5 separate regions of the Homo sapiens genome follow, and regions 2, 3, 4 and 5 are each linked to region 1. Evidence: chromatin contacts called from ENCODE Hi-C data. All regions are on one chromosome and are shown on one strand. The core of a region is the stretch at or near the end of the contact, and the rest is flanking DNA. Distances in the headings are between cores, read along the strand shown.

Region 1 (3,498 bases), core at 242-2,741:
TTTTTTTTTTGAGACGGTCTTGCTCTGTTGCCCAGGCTGGAGTGCAGTGGCACGATCTCAGCTGGCTGCGGCCTCTGCCTCCCGGGTTCAGGCAATTCTCCTGCCTCAGCCTCCCAAGTAGGTGGGATTACAGGTGCATACCACCAGGCCGGGCTAAGTTTTGCATTTTCAGTAGAGACGGGGTTTCGCCATGTTGGCCAGGCTGGTATCGAACTCCTGGCCTCAAGTGATTCGCCAGCCTCGGTCTCCCAAAGTGATCGGATTCCCCGGGTAAGCCACCGCACCTGGCCTCCCTGTGCCCTTTATTCTGGGAGCTTCCACAGTATCTGAATGTGGGGAGTTCCTTGGAACTTAAAAGCCCACCTAAACCAGGTGTGGAGGATACAGTGAGCCGAGATCGTGCCACTGCACTCCAGCCTGGGCGACAGAGCGAGACTCTTGTCTCAAAGAAAAAAAAAAAAAACCCCACCCACATGCAAGCTGGGGACTTCCAATGCTGTTTCCGGGCTCCTTTGGGGATTACCCCCAAACTTAGGAAAGCTGGTCTATTTAAGTGTCTGCTGATGGACTTCTAGGGTGACTTCCCGAAAATTAACAAATCGAATTTACATATTTTTGGGGAGTGTCTCCTCAGTATTTAGGCATCGCTTCACACACTCCCTTCGGGGATCTCCCAGAACCTCACTATTTGCAAATATTTGGGGAGACTCTCCCGATTCCTGAGTATGTAAGCCCACTTCGTGGGGCACTCCCCAGCCCAGAACTGTAGTCGATTTGCACATTTTCCTAAGGACTCCCTAGGATTTAAACTTCTCTCTACGGGGTTCTAGAAGGGAGCCTCCCCCGGATTTAGGCATTGCTTTACAAAGCTTCCCTCGGGGAACCCAACTCAAGTTTCTCGTTACACGTTATTGGGGCGGCCTCCCCAGTACTTGACGGGCAGTTTGCAGGCTGTACTTGGATCTCGCAGAGCATAAGTTTCTCATTTACACGTTATTTCCGTCCCCCGCCCCCATTCCTGCCAACCCAGTATCGAATTGACGGTCGCCGGCCCCCTACTCAGTGCCGCACCCCCGCCGGACGTCCCAGCGACCTTTCAATGGCCAAGGCGGGGGCGGGGCCTGCCGGAGCGCCCCGCCCGCCGCCGGTGCGCTAGCCTCGCGCGGGCTCGCGGCCCCCTTACCTAACGCGGCTGCTGATTGGTTCTCGGGGCGCGGTGTGCGCTCTCCCGTGACGGGAGTCGGGTGGGGGCGGGGAGGCTGACCCAAGCCACCCGCCTGCAAATGGCGTCTGGGGGCCAGGAACGTGGGAAGGAGAGAAAATGGGCACTCCCCACTCCGAAACCGGCCTCGGCGTCCGGGTTGCAGCCCCTAAGGAAAGCTGGGCCGAAGGAAGAAGAGGAGGAGGATGTAACGCGGGCCCGAGCTGAGATCAGTTCCCTCAGGCGACTCGTCCTGCGCATGCGCTGAGGGCTGGAGCTCGAGAACTGAATGCGCTCGCCGGGCTGAGCGTGCGTGGATGGAGGCGGTCGGCTTCAGCACGCATGCGGGTTCCGGAGCGGGAGGCGGGAGGACGCCGCGGCTCTGACTCAATGCGCGTGCGCGCGGTTGGGGGGTTGAGGGTGGGGAGATGAGTAGGGAAATGGATACGCCGAGGAGCCGGCAGGAGGGAGAGCGGCCCGGATCTGGGGTTCGAGTTGTGCCTCTTCGGTGATGTTGGCGGGATGCAGTGGGGTGGGACGACAGGGAGGAATTTCACTGTTCTGGGCTGAGTGCCAAGAACACATGAATGAATCAGACTTGGCGTGCGCCCTGGAAGACACCCCGGCCTGTGGAGAGACTGCCAGGGCCTCAAATCACTTAGGAAAGGGCGCGGGTCCGGTTGGACCTTGAAGGACAGGCAGGCGAGGGTACTCCAGGGAACAGCTAAGCAAAGGCGGCGAAGACCCCGGGGGAAGAGGTCTAGACTGGCTTGGATTCAGGGTCCACCTGGGTGGGAGGTGAGGCAGCAGAATGGGCAGGTCAGACCCTGAAGGGTCTCCAGTGTCAGTTTTATCCTTAAGGCCTGGGAGATGCAGAATAGTCTGAGACAGAACTATGTTTAAAACCCTCGAAGGCCGCGTTGGAGAAGGGAATCCGCTCCAGGGTCGAAAATTTAAACACACGTGGGCGGAGTCTTGCGCGCGCCAAAGAGGAACATTGGGCGACGGGCGCGGCCTGGAGAGCGCATGCGCATTCGGAAGGGTCGGCAGTTCCCCAGTGGGCAGAGTGGGTGGATGGGAAGGTTCTAGCTTTTTATTTGAAATTTTATTTATTTTTATTTTATTTATTTATTTAGAGACGGAGTCTCGCCCTGTCACCCAGGCTGGCGTGCAGTGGCGAGATCTCGGATCACTGCCGTCTCCACCTCCTGAAATTCAAGCGATTCTCCTGCCTCAGCCTCCCAAATAGCTGGGATTACAGGCGTCCACCACGCCTGGCTAATTTTTTGTATTTTTAGTAGAGACTGGGTTTTGCCATGTTGGCCAGGCTGGTCTCGAACTCCTGACCTCAAGTGATCCGCCCGCCTCGGCCTCCTAAAGTGCTAGGATGACAGGCGTGAGCCACCGTGGCTGGTCTAAAAAAAAGTTTTTTAAAATTATATTTGAACAGGTATTACATGTACATACACAATTCAAACCTCTCTGGCTGTATACAATAAAAGTAAGTTTCCACCTCTGGTTCCCATTTTCCTTTCCTAAAGCACTGGTTCCCGGTTTCCTTCTGGAGCTGCTGTTATAATAAAGCATTGGAGTTAAGAGCATGTGTTGAGTTCATATAAATAGCGGCTGAGCTTGACCAAGTGACTTAATACTCTCTACTTCTACGTCCCTGTTTGTGAATTGGGTGTGGTATAACCTTACTTACAACATTGCCGCCAGCATTAAATGGGTGAGAGTGCATAGAACAGTGCCTGTTGCCTAATGGTACTGTGTGTTGTCTCTGTGTATTATTTTGTGGTCTACCATGCTGATAGTTGTAGATTCTGAGCAGCCCTCTCCCCTCCAGGCCTCATCCCTACTGTCATTGTCCCAGTACCAGTACCAGGTGGAGCCACCTCTCCAGGCTGCCACAGGTAGAAACACCAGTCACCCAGAATGACTTGAGTCCACTGTTGATGGATTCTGGGGAAAGATTCTGGGTGTTTGATAAAGATACACATGACAGGCCATCTCTGTATTATGTCTATCAGTGTCCAATTTTACTTCTTCAGCTCAGGCCATATCTGAATTTCTCAACCCCAGATCACTCACGATTGCCAGTTTCACGTCAGGGCAACCCTCAGAGGTAGAATTTTCTTAAAAGAGGGAAAGAGGAGGCCTGGCATTGACCTTGGACCCACTGTGTACCAGGCTGTGTGCTCTCTGCTTTATATACATCACTATAATCTTCTCCCCTAATTTGTTTAACAGATGTTGGTCCGCGCAGTGACTCACGCTTGTAATCTCAGCACTTTGGG
Region 2 (3,781 bases), core at 1,282-3,781, 7.6 Mb after region 1:
CGCGGCCTGGTCTGTCAGGACAGGAGGAGCAGGTCACAGTGGCAGAAGCACAAAGGGTAAGGGAGGGTCCAAGGAGGGAAGTGGACGGCTGAAGCAGACCATGAAGAGGAGGCTGGACCACAAAGCATCCCAAATGCCAGGCAGAGGGGCTGCGACTCTGTCCTGAGGGTGCTGGGGAGCCACAGGCAGGCTGGGAGCAGGGGAGAGCAGGGTGAGCTCTGGGTGCAGAAAGGCCCCTAAGGCTGGGTAGAGGTGGGCTGAGAGGGAGAGACTGGGAGTGAGGGAGGACCCGGGTGAGGGTCCAGGTGAGACAATGACACCAAGAGACAATAGGGCAAGAAGGGTGGGGGGTGGAGAACTGACAGCTTTGGGAGAAGGGAAAGAGGGTGGGACAGTACCCAGGTCTAATCTGGTGTTTAGGAAGCTGGCAGGGTCTGAATCATTTATTTGTTCTGAAAAGGACATCAACAGACACATCCAGTGAGACAGGATGTAATGCAGGGAGCCCTGGGGCACTGCGGGAGGGGAAGGCAGCACCCTCTGGAAAGGACAGTAGCTGATTCAACGCGGCCTTCACGCTTCCCCTCTGTTCTCTCCCTGAGCACACCAGAGACATCCATGTGCCAGGCTCTGTGCTGAGTGATGCTGGGACCAGAGCTGAGTCAAACGTGGGCCTGCACCATGGGGGAGACGGATCCAATCCCAGACATGCCAGGCGTGGAAGGCCAGGGCTGGGATGGAGAGAAGAGGCCCAGGGAGCTGTAGGACTCCAAAGATGTGACAGTAACGAACAGTCAGAGCAGGGAGGAAACCAAGTGTTGGGTCCCAGGACCCCAAGAGGAATGTGTCTCAAAAGGGCTACAGGTGACATCCCTGTCATGTGCTGCCAGAGGCATCATTAGGACAGGGGGCATTGAGGGAGATGGGAGAGCAGAGTCTAGAGCCAGACTTGCCCGGGGTTTCGATCGTAACTCTGCCACTTACTGGCTGGGAGATCTGACAGGCCTCAGTTTCCTCATCTATCCAATGGAATTAATAATACAAAGGGTCGGCCAGGCACGGTGGCTCACACCTGTAATCCCAGCACTTTGGGGGGCCGAGGCAGGCGGGTGGATCACCTGAGGTCTGGAGTTTGAGACCAGCCTGACCAACATGGTGAAACCCCATCTCTACTAAAAATACAAAAAATTAGCCAGGTGTGGTGGCACATGCCTGTAATCCCAGCTACCTGGGAGGCTGAGGTAGGAGAATTGCTTGAACTCGGGAGGCTGAGGTTGCAGTGAGCCAAGACTGCGCCATTGCACTCCAGCCTGGGCAAAAAGAGCAAAACTCCGTCTCAAAAAATAAAAATAAATAATAAATAATACAAAGGGTACTGAAAGGACTGAATGGGTTAATCTCTGCAAAGGACTTGGAACGATGCCTGCCACGTAAGTACCCGCTAAATGCTGGCTGCTATCATCACTGACACTTTCATGCTCAAGTCTGGCTCCTGTACCCTCTTCCCCAGCCCACTCCCTAAGCAGGCAGGGGCAGTATCAGTGTCAACTTTGTGACCCTGGTTTTGCCCACCCTGAGGCCTCCAGGGTGCCAGGCCCTGCGCTAGGTAATGCTGGGGACACGGAGGTAAGTCCCCAGGCTGATGGGAAGGACAGACATGGACAGACAGTCACCATCTTCAGTCCAGTTCAGGCCAAGCATTGAGAGAAACGGGCCTGAGAGACCGTGTCTGATTCACCTCTGTCCACACCAGCTTCCCTCTGGGGACAACAAGCCAGGCGCTGAGAGCACCCTCCCCCACCTCTTTCATGGAGAATGTGAGCTACCCCCAGCTCAGTCAGGTTGGCTCCTTGAACTTTCATCTCTAGCAAACACACTTCTCTCTCCCTAGCTAGAGCCTCCTGGCTCACCCTGTGGCTATGGAGGGTGGAAAGCAGCTTCTGGGGCCCCACAGGACCCTGTCTGACTCCCTCTATAGCACATTTCGGGTAATATAAGAGTACAATGGTAAGTAATGCAGCCTAGTGGGTGAAAGCAGTCAGAGGAACCTGGATAGAACTCTCGGCTCTGCCCTTCTCTAGCTGGGTGACCTCTCTGTGCCTCAGTTTCTCCGTGCATTAAACAGGGACCGTGACTTCTTCCAGTGGGTAAGAAATAGAGAAAGCAACTCACTCTGAACAGTTATCAAGAGAGTGAATCCAGAACGAGGGAAAAGAGAACATGGCCGTGACCCCGGAGGGATCGGATGTTAGAACTTCACTCTTGGATTTTTGCCCTCAGGTGACTTTGACGTTTGGGGGTTAAAGCGGCAGAGGTCGGGGGTTACGAGAAGACCCCCACCCAGTGTGCGCTCGTGGCCCCGGAAGCACACGGCTGCGGGACTCAGGGATGTGGGAGAGGGGGGCCCGATCACCTTCACGGCGTAGTCGATGACCCTCTTGACAGCTACGAGCACGCGCAGCTCCGCCATCTTCCCGCCGCAGCCACTTACAGGGTCAGCCCGCACCCTCAGCGGCTCAGTCCAGAAGCCCCACCACCCCCGCCCCCCGCGCCCCTCTCTGCGCCTGCGCGCAGCACGGTCAGCCAGTCAACCGCTGCAGAGCCCGCCTCCCCGACAGAGGACCAATCGAGAGGCCGGAAGGAAGGGAGGTGTGGCAAGCAATGCAAACCAATGGGAAGCGGATCTCGGGGAGCGAGCGGGACCTGGAGAGAGAAGGAAAGGCCTGGCGGAGAGGGCAGGGCAGAGAACTAGGGGAAAGGTCGTGCACTGGAGGGAAGCGCGCCCGGAGTTTATAGATCCTCCCGGTCCTATAAACACTTCCCGGTATCCCCGGATCTGCTCTCCCTCTCCAGATCCCCCACTTCTTCCCGGCCTCTCCAAGTCGCGGTACTCGTATTCCCACGCCTCTGAATCCTCGCGCGTCGGTCTCTCCACTCTCTCCATCCCCGTGTTCCCTGTCCCTTCCATATCCGTATCCTCCCCTGTCCGTGTCTCTACTTCACCTCCATGTCGTCCCCACAGCCTCTCCACACCCTCTCCAAAGGCCCACGTCCCCTCCTGGCCCCGCCCCTCCCACATGTCCCTGTTCCCATCCCAATCCATGGAGACTTGTGTCTCCATGTCTGTGTCTCCCTGTCTCCACGTTCCCTATGAGTTCATGTCCTTATGTCTTCCCTGAGCCTCTATGCAACCCCGTGCCTGCGTCCCCACGACCCGCAGAAAAGCACGCGGAGCCGCAGCGCTAAAAAAAGCCGTTCCTTTATTCTGCCCCAGGCAGGCTGCAGTCACAGACACACGGGGAATCCACTGATGGCGTCGGTGCTCTGCATGATCATGTCTGCCAGCAGAAAGCAGAAGCCTGGGGGGACGGGGGTGCGGAGCAGGGAGAGGAAGGTGGGCCCTGGGGCGGATGGCCGGGAGGGCCCCGGGGACTGGGGTTTGGGGCTCCAAGGGGGTCTCTGCCGGGTCTGCGGGAGTCGTTAGTGTGTTGGGGAGTCCCCGAGAGGTCCCCGGGGTTTCCTGGGAGGGCAGCTGGGGAGCCTCTGGGGTGAGGGTCTTCTGGGCAGTCTCCTCCACCCTCTTCCCGCTGTCCAGTTTACCCGCGAGAATTGAGAAGGGTAAGGCCAGCCACCCAGAAAAATAGGACCAAGAGAAGAAGACGTTGTTCTTCCACGCATTCTTCACGGTGTAGCCTATCAAGGCGGTCAGCAGCAGCAGTCCTGGGCCCCGCCCAGCCGCAAGATGAGCTAGCTGGGCCTGGTGGGGGCTGCACCCAGGCCA
Region 3 (3,926 bases), core at 1,113-3,612, 5.4 Mb before region 1:
AGACCACGTCATCCTCTGCCTAAGATCACTATTCACTGTGCTCTGAAAAAAATCCAAAGGCCTGCTAGGCCCTGCATGACCCACTCCTGCCAACCACCATGGTTTGCAACCTCTCCTGGGGATCCCATGCACCAGCCAGCCACATGGCCTTTCAGGCCCCGACTCTGCCAAGCTCCTTGCCCCCACTGGCTTTTGAATATGCAGAGCTTTCATCCTGGAACAACCTCCCTCCATCAGCACCTCCCAATATCACACAGAGGCCCCTGCCTTTGCAGAGACCTTCCTCACTCCTCCCTGTAATGCACTAACCTCGTCTGGTTCCTTCTCATAACATGTGGTGCTTTCTTTTTCTCTTCTGAGCACTCACAATAATTTCTGAATATATATTCATATGTCTACTTGTTTACTTGGCACAGGCCTCCAATGCCTTTCCTTCTCTCTCTCTTTTTTTTCTTTTCTTGAGGCGTTGTTTCGCTCGTTGCCTAGGCTGGAGTGCAATGGCGCAATCTTGGCTCACTGCAACCTCCGCATCCTGGGTTCAAGCGATTCTCCTGCCTCAGCCGCCCGAGTAGCTGGAATTACAGGTGCGCGCCACCACGCCCGGCTAATTTTTTTTTTTTTTTTTTTTGAGATGGAGTCTCACTCTGTCACCCAGGCTGGAGTGCAGTGGTGAAATCTCGGCCCACTGCACCCTCCACCTCCCAGGTTCAAGCAATTCTTCTGCTTCAGCCTCCTGAGTAGCTGGGACTACAGGCGCACACCACCACGCCCAGCTAAATTTTCTATTTTTAGTAGAGATGGGGTCTCACCATGTTGGCCAGGCTGGTCTCGAACTCCTGACCTCGTGATCCTCCCACCTCGGCCTCCCAAAATCCTGGGATTATAGGTGTGAACCACTGCGCCCAACCTAATTTTTTTGCATTTTTAGTAGAGATGGGGTTTCATCATGTTGGCCAGGCTGGTTGGCTGGGCACCGTGACTCATGCCTGTGATCCCAGCACTTTGGGAGGCCAAGGCAGGTGGATCACCCTCTTTTTTTTTTTTTTTTTTTTTTTTTGAGGCGAAGTCTTGCTCTGTCGCCCAGGCTGGTGCAATCTCGCCTCAGTGCAACCTCTGCCTCCTGGGTTCAAGTGATTCTCAAGCCTCAGACTCCCAAGTAGCCGGGATTACAGGTGCTCGCCACCACACCCGGCTAATTTTGTGTACTTTTATTAGAGATAGGATTTTGCTGTTACCCAAGCTGGTCTCCAACTCCTGGCCCCAAGTGATTCGCCCACCTCGACCTCCCAAAGTGCTGAGATTATAGGTGTAGGCCAGCACGCCCAGCCTGCCCTCTCACTACAAATCTCCTTCTCCTGGGTAACTTTTCATGATCAGAATTATCCTCTTCCATGCCGGGTGCGGTGGCTCACGCCTGTAATCCCAGCACTTTGGGAGGCCTAGGCGGGCGGATCACCTGAGGTCGGGAGTTTGAGACCAGCTTGACCAACATGGAGAAACCCCGTCTATACCACCCCGGGCGTGGTGGCCTGCGCCTGTAATCCCAGCTACTTGGGAGGCTGAGGCAGGAGAATCGCTTGAACCCGGGAGGCGGAGGTTGCGGTGACCTGAGATCGCGCCATTGCACTCCAGCCTTGGCAACAAGAACAAAACTAGGTCTCAAAAAAAAAAAAAAAAGAAAAAGAAGTATCCTCTTCCAGGAAGCTTCACTGACACCCCTAGGCTGGGTCATGTGCCTCCTCAGGGCTCCCACAACATCTCCATCCCAACACAGGGCCTGACACATGGGAGTTGAGACAAGTTAGGTTGAATGAATAAATGAAACACACAGCACACTCACGGAGATGAAGAGACAGGAAAAGGGGGCCAACAGCACAATACAGGTTCGCTTCTTAAATGAGCGGTAGGCATGGCCCTCTGCGCTCCCGGGGGGCCACGAAGCTGTCCTAAGGGTGTGGGCGACAGCAGGCGGGTACTGGGGAGCCACGGAAGGGTGGGGAGCAGGGAAGGGCGGATCGCTAACTGCAAATGAATGAAAGTTGCATTTCTCTGCATATCGCACGCTATCCAGTCCCAAGTTGTTTTCTTCTAAAGGAATTTCCTAAAGAATCGCCCCCCAAGGGGCCTCCTACCCGAACCTGGCATCCCAGCGCTGTGCACACCTCAGGGTTCCAGATCCTTGATCTCGTGACCTCTGACCTGCAGTGACCTCGCCAACCGACGCGGCCGCCCCGCCACGCCCCCGCCCGCCCGATCTCCTCCGCCGGCCACGTACGCCACTTACGCAGCCGGGGCGTCCCCGCAGCCGCCGCCGCCAAGCCTGCCGGGTGCATCCTTCGCCGCCGCCACCTAAGCCGCGGTTCGGAGCGTGCCCGCCCGGCTCCCGTACCCACGCCCCGCCGGCGAAGAGACAGCCAATGGACGTCAGGATTGAGGGAAGGCCTCGCCCCCACCCCCCCGACCCCTCCAGCCCCCCCCTTCACGGAGGCCTGGACGACTGGGCGGTGCCTTACGTAAGAGGCGGAGACTGGGCTACTGGGCTCATGCAGTAAAGCGAGTCAAGGCCTGAGTGGCAGGAGGGCGAGGCCGGGACCAATCCCAGGAGGAGGCGGTGTCTGCCACGACAGAAAATGAGTGTCTGCCCCTTGCCGGGGCTCACGCCCCTAACTCCAGCACTTTGGGAGGCCGAGGCGGGAGGATTGCTTCAGCCCAGGGATTCGAGACTAGCCTGAGCAACATAGTGACCCTCGCCCCGCCCCATCCCTACAATTTTTTTTTTTTTTAATTTAGCCAGGCTCAGTGGCTTAACGCCTGTAATCTCAGCACTTTGGAAGGCTGAGGATCGCTTGAGCCCAGGAGTTCGAGACCAGCCTGGGCAACAGCGAGATCTCCATCGCTACAAAACATTTTTTAAAATGTAAATATCGAGCGAAAAGGTCGATGGGAAATGCAGTTCTCTGCAGACAGCCGTTCAGTTTGGGTCATTGAGAGCACTGGAGAGCCAGAAAAGGCTGTGGAGCAAGGAAAAGAGAAACATTTGTGTTCCTGAGGGGCTAATTGGAGTTGTAGGGGCTTATACAATTTTTGACATCCCTTAGGTATTAAAGTAAATATTTATTTATTTTGAGACAGGGTCTTCCTCTGTTTTCCAGGCTGCCTCGGACCCCCTGAGCTCAAGTGATCCTCCTGCCTCAGCCTCCCCAGTAACTGGCACCACAGGCATGCACCACCATGCCCAGCTAATTTTTAAATTTTTTGTCAAAACAGGATCTTGCTATGTTGCCCAGGCTGGTCTCGAATTCCTGGGCTCAAGCCATCCTCCTGCTTCAGCCTCCTAAAGCATTAGGATTACAGACATGAGCCACAGTGCCCGGCCTTAAAGTGAATATTTAGAGTGAGAAAAGGAAACCCAACAAGTTAGGTGAGAAGAACCAGGTGTCTCTCTTGGAATAGATCTTAAGGCAGTTTCCCAGAAATTCATAAAAATGTTCTCACATTGCAACCTGGTTCCCTCTGTCCACCAAAAGCATTCTACAACCCCCAGCAACTCACAGCACACAGGCGCACCTGCAAGTGAAGAGCCCTGCCCACCTAGCGTCCTTAGTCTCTCCTCTCTCTGACTCTCAGTCTCCCCCCTTCTCTCCCTCTCAGACTCCCCGACTTATCTCAGGAAAACATAGTGGTGGAAGTTACTTCTGCGCAGCGATAGCGCATCCGGAAGGATGTCAGCAAGTGACCCTATCGCTGTGGCTTCCTCTTCCTCCTCTGAGACGTTGTCTTTTTGGAGACCTTAAGGGCTGCTCCTGGTTTCTCAGTGATGAGTGCTGGCTCCACTGTGGTTCCTTTTTGTGAGCGAAATGCCCGCATTCTTCTTCACCTCTGATTTAGCCTCTGTCCCCTGGGCTCCAACACCATTTTCTCCTCAT
Region 4 (3,885 bases), core at 807-3,306, 6.9 Mb before region 1:
GTCTCACTCTGTCATCCAGGCTGGAGTGCAGTGGTGCGATCTCAGTTCACTGCAACCTCTGTCTGCCGGGTTCAAGCCATTCTCCTGCGTCAGCCTCCAAAGTAGCTGGGATTACAGGTGCACACCACCACGCCCAGCTAATTTTGTATTTTTAGTAGAGACGGGGTTTCACCATATTGGCCAGGCTGGTCTTGAACTCCTGGGCTCAAGTGATCCACCCACTTCAGTCTCCCAAAGTGCTGGGATTACAGGCGTGAGCCACCGCACTCATGCTTGGTTTTTTTGTTTTGTTTTGTTTGTAGAGAGTATGCTGTTCAGGCTGGTCTCAAACTCCTGAGCTCAAGTGATCCTCCTGCCTCAGCCTTCCAAAGTGCTGAGATCACAGGCATGAACCACCATGCCCGGCCCTTCCTGCCATTGTTAAAAGCTTCAGGATTATATTTTACATCAGCATTTCCTGTTGTCATACACTTCCTGCCATCATATTTCGGCAACCTCTACCACCTCCCAAAGTTTCTAGCTTAAAAAATTATTGATTTCCTCCTAGCTCCCCTTTCTGTCAGTTTTTTAATTTTATATTTGTTTTCAAATGAGTCCTCACATTGATTTTAAAAATTTAACAAGAGTATAGTGAAAAGGAAGTTCCCCTTTCACTATTTATCTTCCCCATATGCATCTATTATGACGGGTTTCTTTTTTAAACTACTTGGAGTACTCATAACTGATTTTGTACTCTAGTTCAGAAGAAATGTCTGAATGTTAAATGTTTACATAAAAAATGCTATTTTATTATATCAGTAATGGAGCTTCCCCCCTTTAAAACTGCTGCACCAGGAAGATACAACCTTGTTATCACAATTTAAAGAGAAAATGAGACTTGGAGGTTCAGATTCCTCCACAGTCATAGTATCAGCTACCCACGCAGTGACCCACATTCAGGTGATTACACACACTCATACACAGATCCATACACGATCTTGCCCCCCCCACCTCCACACACTCAATATGACCTCCCCACGCCCAAAGCTGCACACATCTTGACCTCACTTCTCTCACACACACACCAATCTGACCCGCACGCGGTTTCTTTCACTCAACTACCCAGACACCCCTCATCCCACCAGCACAAGCAGGCCCACCGCGGTCTCACACACACTCGAGCCTTCCTTTGCCCAGTCTCACATGCATGACTGGGATCGCGGATTTGTCCCCTTCCGACTCCCCATGCTGGTTCGGTCCCAGACGCTCAGGTGCCACATTGGGGTGCGCTCTCCCGGCTCCTCCACACGCTACGCAGCTGCCCGCCTCAAGAGCGTCTGCGTGCTTCCAGCGTTAAGTGGAATTCCAAGCAGCCTCCGGGGCACAGTTAGTCTGGTCACTGCGGCCAGACTGCCGCCTCAGGACCCAGAGAACGCAGCACACTTTAGTTGGGCCCATCTATCCCCGGCGAGGCTTGGACTACGTTTCCCAGGAGACCCTGCGGTCCAGTATGTCTCCCGAGGAGGGGCGGAAGCCCGGGAGCCGCCCTCTGAGGCTGGGCGGGGTGAAAGAAAGCTTGCCCCAGAGGACTTAAACAGGCAAGAAGGACTTGGTTAAAGACTATTGCAATAGTCAACTTCCAATACAACAGCAGCTGGAGATTTATAGCTAACGGGCTGGGTGAAGGAGTTAAAGGATGCTAAATTACTAAGAGGAAGTTAAGTATCAAGAGTGGGGGGATTGTTACTAAACTGGCTTAGCTGGATTCTTGCTGAAGTGCTGTTCGCAGGCTATGGAGGAGGCCTGGCCAAGCAAAAAGGGCTCAGAGGAGCCTGACTAAAGCTTGGTCTAGGGACTCCTTGTCAGGTGAGACTCCCGGAAGGCTCCGATGGGCAGCTCACCTCAAAGAGATAGTTTTGTTGGTGCCAGAGTCCGCGCCAGGGGAATCGGGATGGCTGGGCTGTAGCTTTCGGCAACCTGTCGCTTTCTGGACTACACTTCCCAGAAGCCTCTAGGCCCAGGGCACTCTCCCGCGATAACTAGATTGTCTCTTGAGGAGTGGGCGGGATCTTCCCGCGGATTTGGGCAAGCGGCCTTGGGGCTTTGTGAGATAGCTAGGGTCGACTTGTGTGGATTCTAGTAGAACGGAGCTGACCCTATCCGAACAGGCGTAAGTGAGGCGGCTCGGAGCCTGGCGCGACAGGAACTCCCGACCTGTGTGGGCTGCGTGGGGAACAGGCTAAGGAGCGATTGTGAGGAGTGTGTACGGTTGTGACTGGGGGCGTGTGTCTGTGCGACCGTGTATGGAACTGTGAGGGCGGGGAGGAGGACTTTTTGTTTATGTTTGTGCGGGTGTGAGTAGAGTTTAATTGTGACCGGGTTGGGCACTGTGTTTGCGAGTGTGAGGTTCCTGGACCGCGGTTGTGACTGTATGTCCCCTTGGGGTGTGTGTGTGTGTGTTTACTACCATTTGCCGAACTGTGTGTAGTATGCCTTAATTTTGAGGTTTGTGGCTGCTTCCGTGTGTGTGTGTGCGCGCGCGTTGGTGATATTGTTGATGGAGGGTGCGTGTGAATTTGTTGTCATTGTGACCCCAAGGTGTATGTCACTGGGAATTTGAGAGATGCCCACGGACTCTGTGGTTGTGTCCGTGTCTACCCCCGTGGTGTGTATGAGTGTGTGATTGTGTGTTGTGTTTAGGTTTGGGGTGCCTGTGACGTTTATGTCCCTGCGGTGTGAGTGAGTTTGTGTGACTATGTGTCCGTATAGCCAATGTAGGTATGGGGAGTCTTTGTCTTTGTGACTTCAGCCATTGGAGACCCCTGTGAGCTCAGGGACAGGTTCTGCCCAGAACGGCATTGACCCTACCGTTGTCTGTGATGCCCGGATTAAGCAGGATGCCCTAGACTTCTCTGACCTTCCTCTGTAGGTGATGGGCAGTAGGGGCTGAGCAAAGATAACTTCTGACATAGTCAAACCAACTCCCTCTCAGAAGAACCTGATGTTTCCTGACTGCTTTCTCCTTCCTCAGCCCTGCCCTGCTTGGATAGAGGCCTCCGAACAGGAGTAAAGAATGGCTGTTGAACATCCACAAGGCACCTGCAAGGTAGCTTGTCCTGTCCTCTTGTTTAAGAAAAATCCCTTTTTCTTTGTCAGGACATAGTTGCTTTCCTTCTCTTGAAAATTCTTGCCTATGAGATGACCTGATCCCTGGAGTTTCCATTTTGAGAAAATGTGGTGTCTTCAAACCCCACCTCCCACACCTGATTTTCCCTTACTGATTTGTCAGATGGTTTTAATTTTTCTTTTTCTTTTTTTTTTCTTTCTTTCTTTTTTTTTTTTTTTTTTTGAGACAGAATTACAGGCGTGAGCTGCTGTGCCCGGCCTTATCCTTCTACTCTTGATGGACATTTGTCTTGTAATTTTTGGCTACTACAGGCAGTGTGACTATGATCATTTTGTGCGCATATTTTGGTACACATTTGCTTGCATTTCTTTAGAATATATACCTAGTGATTAAATTGCTGATAGTGGCTGGATGCAGTGGCTCATGCCTGTAATCCCAGCACTTTGGGGGGCCAAGGCGGGCGGATCACGAGGTCAAGAGATCAAGATCATCCTGGCCAACATGAGGAAACCCCGTCTCTACTAAAAACACAAAAATTAGCTGGGCGTGGTGGCACGCGCCTGTAGTCCCAGCTACTTGGGAGGCTGAGGAGAATCGCTTGAACCCGGGAGGCAGAGGTTGCAGTGAGCCAAGATTGTGCCACTGCCCTCCAGCCTGGTGACAGAGTGAGACTCCATCTCAAAAAAAAAAAAAAAAAGTGCTAATAGGTAGGGTTTGTACATCTTCAGTTTTACCAAACATTGCCAAACTGTTCTCTAAAGATACTGTACTTATGCCAG
Region 5 (3,561 bases), core at 561-3,060, 6.5 Mb before region 1:
GAATCATAAAAGCTTTAAAAAAGTAACAGACCAAGCACAATGGATCACTTGAGGCCAGGAGTTCGAGACCAGCCTGGCCAACATGGCGAAACGCTGTCTCTACTAAAAATACAAAAATTAGCCAGGCGTGGTGGCGGGCACTTGAAATCCCAGCTACTCAAGAGGCTAAGACAGGAGAATAGCTTGAACCAGGGAAGCAGAGGTTGCAATGAGCGGAGATCACGGCATTGCACTCCAGCCTGGGCGACAGAGCAAGACTCTGTCTCAAAAAAAAAAGTGACAACATCCACTGTTGGAAAGCATTTAGGCAAATTGCTTTTATAAATTATTGGTTGAAGCTTGAATTGCTATAATGTCTTTTGAGCTATTTAGTCATATCTATTTTTTTATTTTTTTGAGATGGAGTTTCACTCTTGTCGCCCCGGCTGGAGTGCAATGGCATGATCTTGGCTCACTGCGACCTCCGCCTCCCAGGTTCAAGTGATTCTTCTGCCTCAGCCTCCCGAGTAGTTGGGATTACAGGCACCCACCACCACACCCAGCTAATTTTTGTATTTTTGGTTAGAGGTGTTTTTCCATGTTGGCCAGGCTGGTCTCGAACTCCTGACCTCAGGTGATCTGCCCACCTTGGCCACCCAAAGTGCTGGGATTACAGGCGTGAGCCACCAGGCCCGGTCAGTCATATCTAGCAATACACTCAACTGATCCCAATAATATAGTTTTAAATATATAAAGCAGAAACAGAAGAAAGGACAGGTGGACAAATAACTTTTCCAATGTGAGTAGTTTACCTTCCTCAACAAAATAATCTGTGAGGAGATACATAATATATATAACATATGATTAATATCCATAACAATACAAATTAGAGAACATATTACACTCTTTTCATGTAATAGATGTGACATTTATGAAAAATGAGGAAGAACTAGGCCATAAAGCAATTGTTCAACTGAAGCATCACCTACAGACACTAATTGAAACATAAAGTGCACTTCTTTTTTTTTTTTTTTTTTTTGGTGCTCTGTGGCCCAGGCTGGAGTGCAGTGGCAAGATCTGGGCTCACCGCAAGCTCCGCCTCCCGGGTTCACGCCATTCTCCTGCCTCAGCCTCCAGAGTAGCTGGGACTACAGGCGCCCGCCACCACGCCCGGCTAATTTTTTGTATTTTTAGTAGAGACGGGGTTTCACCGTGTTAGCAAGGATGGTCTCGATCTCCTGACCTCATGATCCGCCCGCCTGGGTCTCCCAAAGTGCTGGGATTACAGGTTTGAGCCACCGCGCCCGGCCATAAAGTGCACTTCTAAACAGCTCATGGGTCAAAGAAAAACAATTACTGAAAAAAATTTTTAAACACTTAGATTTGAACAATACGAAACTGCTACACATCAAAACTTGTTAATCTTTATATTACAGGCTGAAATGGAAAGAACTGAACTTTCAACTCAGGTCAGAAAGCAAGCTGATCACAGTCCTCACCGACCACCATAGCTGACCCTACAGGCCCTCAGTCACTGACCACAGACTCCCGTCACTGACCCCCAAACCCCAATCACTCATCCCAAAGAGCCCCATCAATGACCCGAGAAATCCCTGTCACAGACAACCATCAACGGACGTCACAGACCCCCATCACCATGCCCCGAAACCACCATCACTAATTCCACAGACAACTCCTCTATTACTGACTTCACAGAATCCCTAATTGCAACCAACCAAAATCGTCACAGAGACCTCTCGGCATTAAAACGTGAAAATAGTCCTGACGCCAGCGGCGAAATAGCCTTCGGGGACCACTTCCACTTCCGGTCCGACTTCTAGCACCTCCCCTTATGGACTGTTGATATTGCGCATGCTCTAAATTAACTTGGAAGCCAATTTCAGCCCACAGTCAACAGGGAGCACACACATATTTAGAGACATCGTGCAGTTTCCGTAATCGGCGCTCACGGGCAGAGAATATAACCGCGCCCTTATGGTGTTTATTTGTGTGGGTCGCCATCTTTGATGCGTATCGATTCCGTACAGTGGAGGAGTCCGCCTCCTGGAGTGTTGACTAGAGTAAGGCAAGGATTTTCACATAGAATGCAAGACTGTAACCAGTGTGACCACGCTTGTACCCAAGAAGAAGTTCCTGAAGATAGGATCTGGAGCTTTATGTTTTTTTTTGTTTGTTTGTTTGTTTTGAGACAGAGTCTTGTTCTGTCGCCCAGGCTGGAGTGCAGTGGCGCCATCTCGGCTCACTGCAACCTCTGCCTCCCAGGTTCAAGCGATTCTCCTGCCTCTGCCTCCCGAGTAGCTGGGATTACAGGCAAGCGCCACCACACCCAGCTAATTTTTTTGTATTTTTAGTAGAGACGCAGTTTCACGTCTCTACTGGTCACGCTGGTCTCGAACTCCTGACCTCAAATGATCCACCCACCACGGCCTCCCAAAATGCTGGGGTTATAGGCGTGAGCCACCGCCTCCGGCTGTTATATTTACAATACCTAAGTTACCCCTTGGTTACGGCACACTGCAGAAAACAACGATTTACTAGGAGAAACCATGGGGGAACTAGGAAGCCAGGGATCCTGAGAGAAATAAGGGAGATAAGAGGAGGCATCAGGATGGTACAATCTATTTTTTGGAGACACCACTCAGGAGAAGGGTGGACTGGGATCTGAGTTCACTCCTGGGTGAAACCACTAGGCAAGACGGAGTTATGTCACAGTAGGTAGTATCCTGCAGGAAGGGAGGTACAATTTTTAGTAGTTGAAAACACATTAGGAAATAGGGTAGAAGTTGGGTTAGTACAATCCTCTTCTAGGAGATACCATGGAAGAGGGGTTAGAAGTCTAAGCATCCCCTTTGAAACGGCTGGTAGAAGGCTTTGGGAGGTATAGATATTTTAATCCCCTTAATCTCCATCAGCATCCACCCTAGCTAACTCAAGCACAACTATAGTAAGCAGCAACAATAAAAATAATAATAGTCTTGGCTGGTCGTGGTGGTTCATGCCTGTAATCCCAGCACTTTGGGAGGCCGAGGCGGGCACATCACCTTAGGTGGGGAGTTCGAGACCAGCCTGACCAACATGGTGAAACCCCGTCTCTACTAAAAATACAAAATTAGCTGGGCATGGTGGTGTGTGCCTATAATCCCAGCTACTTGGGGGGCTGAGGCAGGAGAATCGCTTGAACCCAGAAGGCGGAGGTTGCAGTGAGCCGAGATCATGCCATTGCACTCTAGCCTGGGCAACAAGAGCAAAACTCCATCTCAAAACAACAACAACAACAACAACAGCACAATAATAATAATAACAGTCTTTAATATGGCCAACGTGTGACTAAAAACACCTGAAGAAAATCTTGCTTTTTTTTTTTTTTTTTTTTTGAGACAGAGTCTCACTCTGTCACCCAGGCTGGAGTGTAATGGCACAATCATGGCTCACTGCAACCTTGACTGCCCAGGCTCAAAAGCAATCCCAGCTGGGCGCAGTGGCTCATGCCTGTAATCCCAACGCATTGGGAGGCCGAGGCAGGTGGATCATGAGGTCAAGAGATCGAGACCATCCTAGCCA

Evidence for each region. A loop is a pair of places that touch in the nucleus more often than their neighbours do. Pooled maps may share reads with other maps.
Region 2: a loop to region 1 is called in a map of psoas muscle, with 15 times the contacts of the local background. The contact joins the promoter of ETFB here to the promoter of SMG9 in region 1. A Hi-C loop is called at or near these places in 1 of 168 maps with a recorded cell type or tissue (psoas muscle) and 6 of 50 pooled maps.
Region 3: a pooled map shows a loop between it and region 1 (6-fold over the local background). The contact joins the promoter of YIF1B here to the promoter of SMG9 in region 1. A Hi-C loop is called at or near these places in 4 of 50 pooled maps.
Region 4: a loop to region 1 is called in a pooled map, with 16 times the contacts of the local background. The contact joins the promoter of ZNF345 here to the promoter of SMG9 in region 1. A Hi-C loop is called at or near these places in 2 of 50 pooled maps.
Region 5: a loop to region 1 is called in a pooled map, with 6 times the contacts of the local background. The contact joins the promoter of ZNF585B here to the promoter of SMG9 in region 1. A Hi-C loop is called at or near these places in 2 of 50 pooled maps.

What each region holds. Positions count from the first base shown.
Region 1 is chr19:43,753,471-43,756,968 of GRCh38, forward strand. SMG9 (SMG9 nonsense mediated mRNA decay factor) reads right to left here and starts at 1,492. Exons shown (of 14, transcript NM_019108.4): 1 at 1,184-1,492. RefSeq lists an enhancer at 423-682 and a silencer at 913-1,272.
Region 2 is chr19:51,363,857-51,367,637 of GRCh38, forward strand. It overlaps ETFB (electron transfer flavoprotein subunit beta), which reads right to left and starts at 2,532. Exons shown (of 6, transcript NM_001985.3): 1 at 2,414-2,532. The coding sequence starts at 2,470. CLDND2 (claudin domain containing 2) reads right to left here. Exons shown (of 4, transcript NM_152353.3): 3 at 3,601-3,720; 4 at 3,242-3,359. The coding sequence ends at 3,286. RefSeq lists an enhancer at 2,139-3,098 and silencers at 3,328-3,377, 3,648-3,781.
Region 3 is chr19:38,313,585-38,317,510 of GRCh38, forward strand. It overlaps YIF1B (Yip1 interacting factor homolog B, membrane trafficking protein), which reads right to left and starts at 2,363. Exons shown (of 8, transcript NM_001039672.3): 1 at 2,276-2,363. The coding sequence starts at 2,333. RefSeq lists a silencer at 2,198-2,687.
Region 4 is chr19:36,848,820-36,852,704 of GRCh38, forward strand. ZNF345 (zinc finger protein 345) reads left to right here and starts at 2,057. Exons shown (of 3, transcript NM_001242472.2): 1 at 2,057-2,149; 2 at 3,011-3,085. It also overlaps a transcript of ZNF790 not described here. RefSeq lists an enhancer at 1,580-1,819.
Region 5 is chr19:37,208,726-37,212,286 of GRCh38, forward strand. ZNF585B (zinc finger protein 585B) reads right to left here and starts at 1,811. Exons shown (of 5, transcript NM_152279.4): 1 at 1,716-1,811.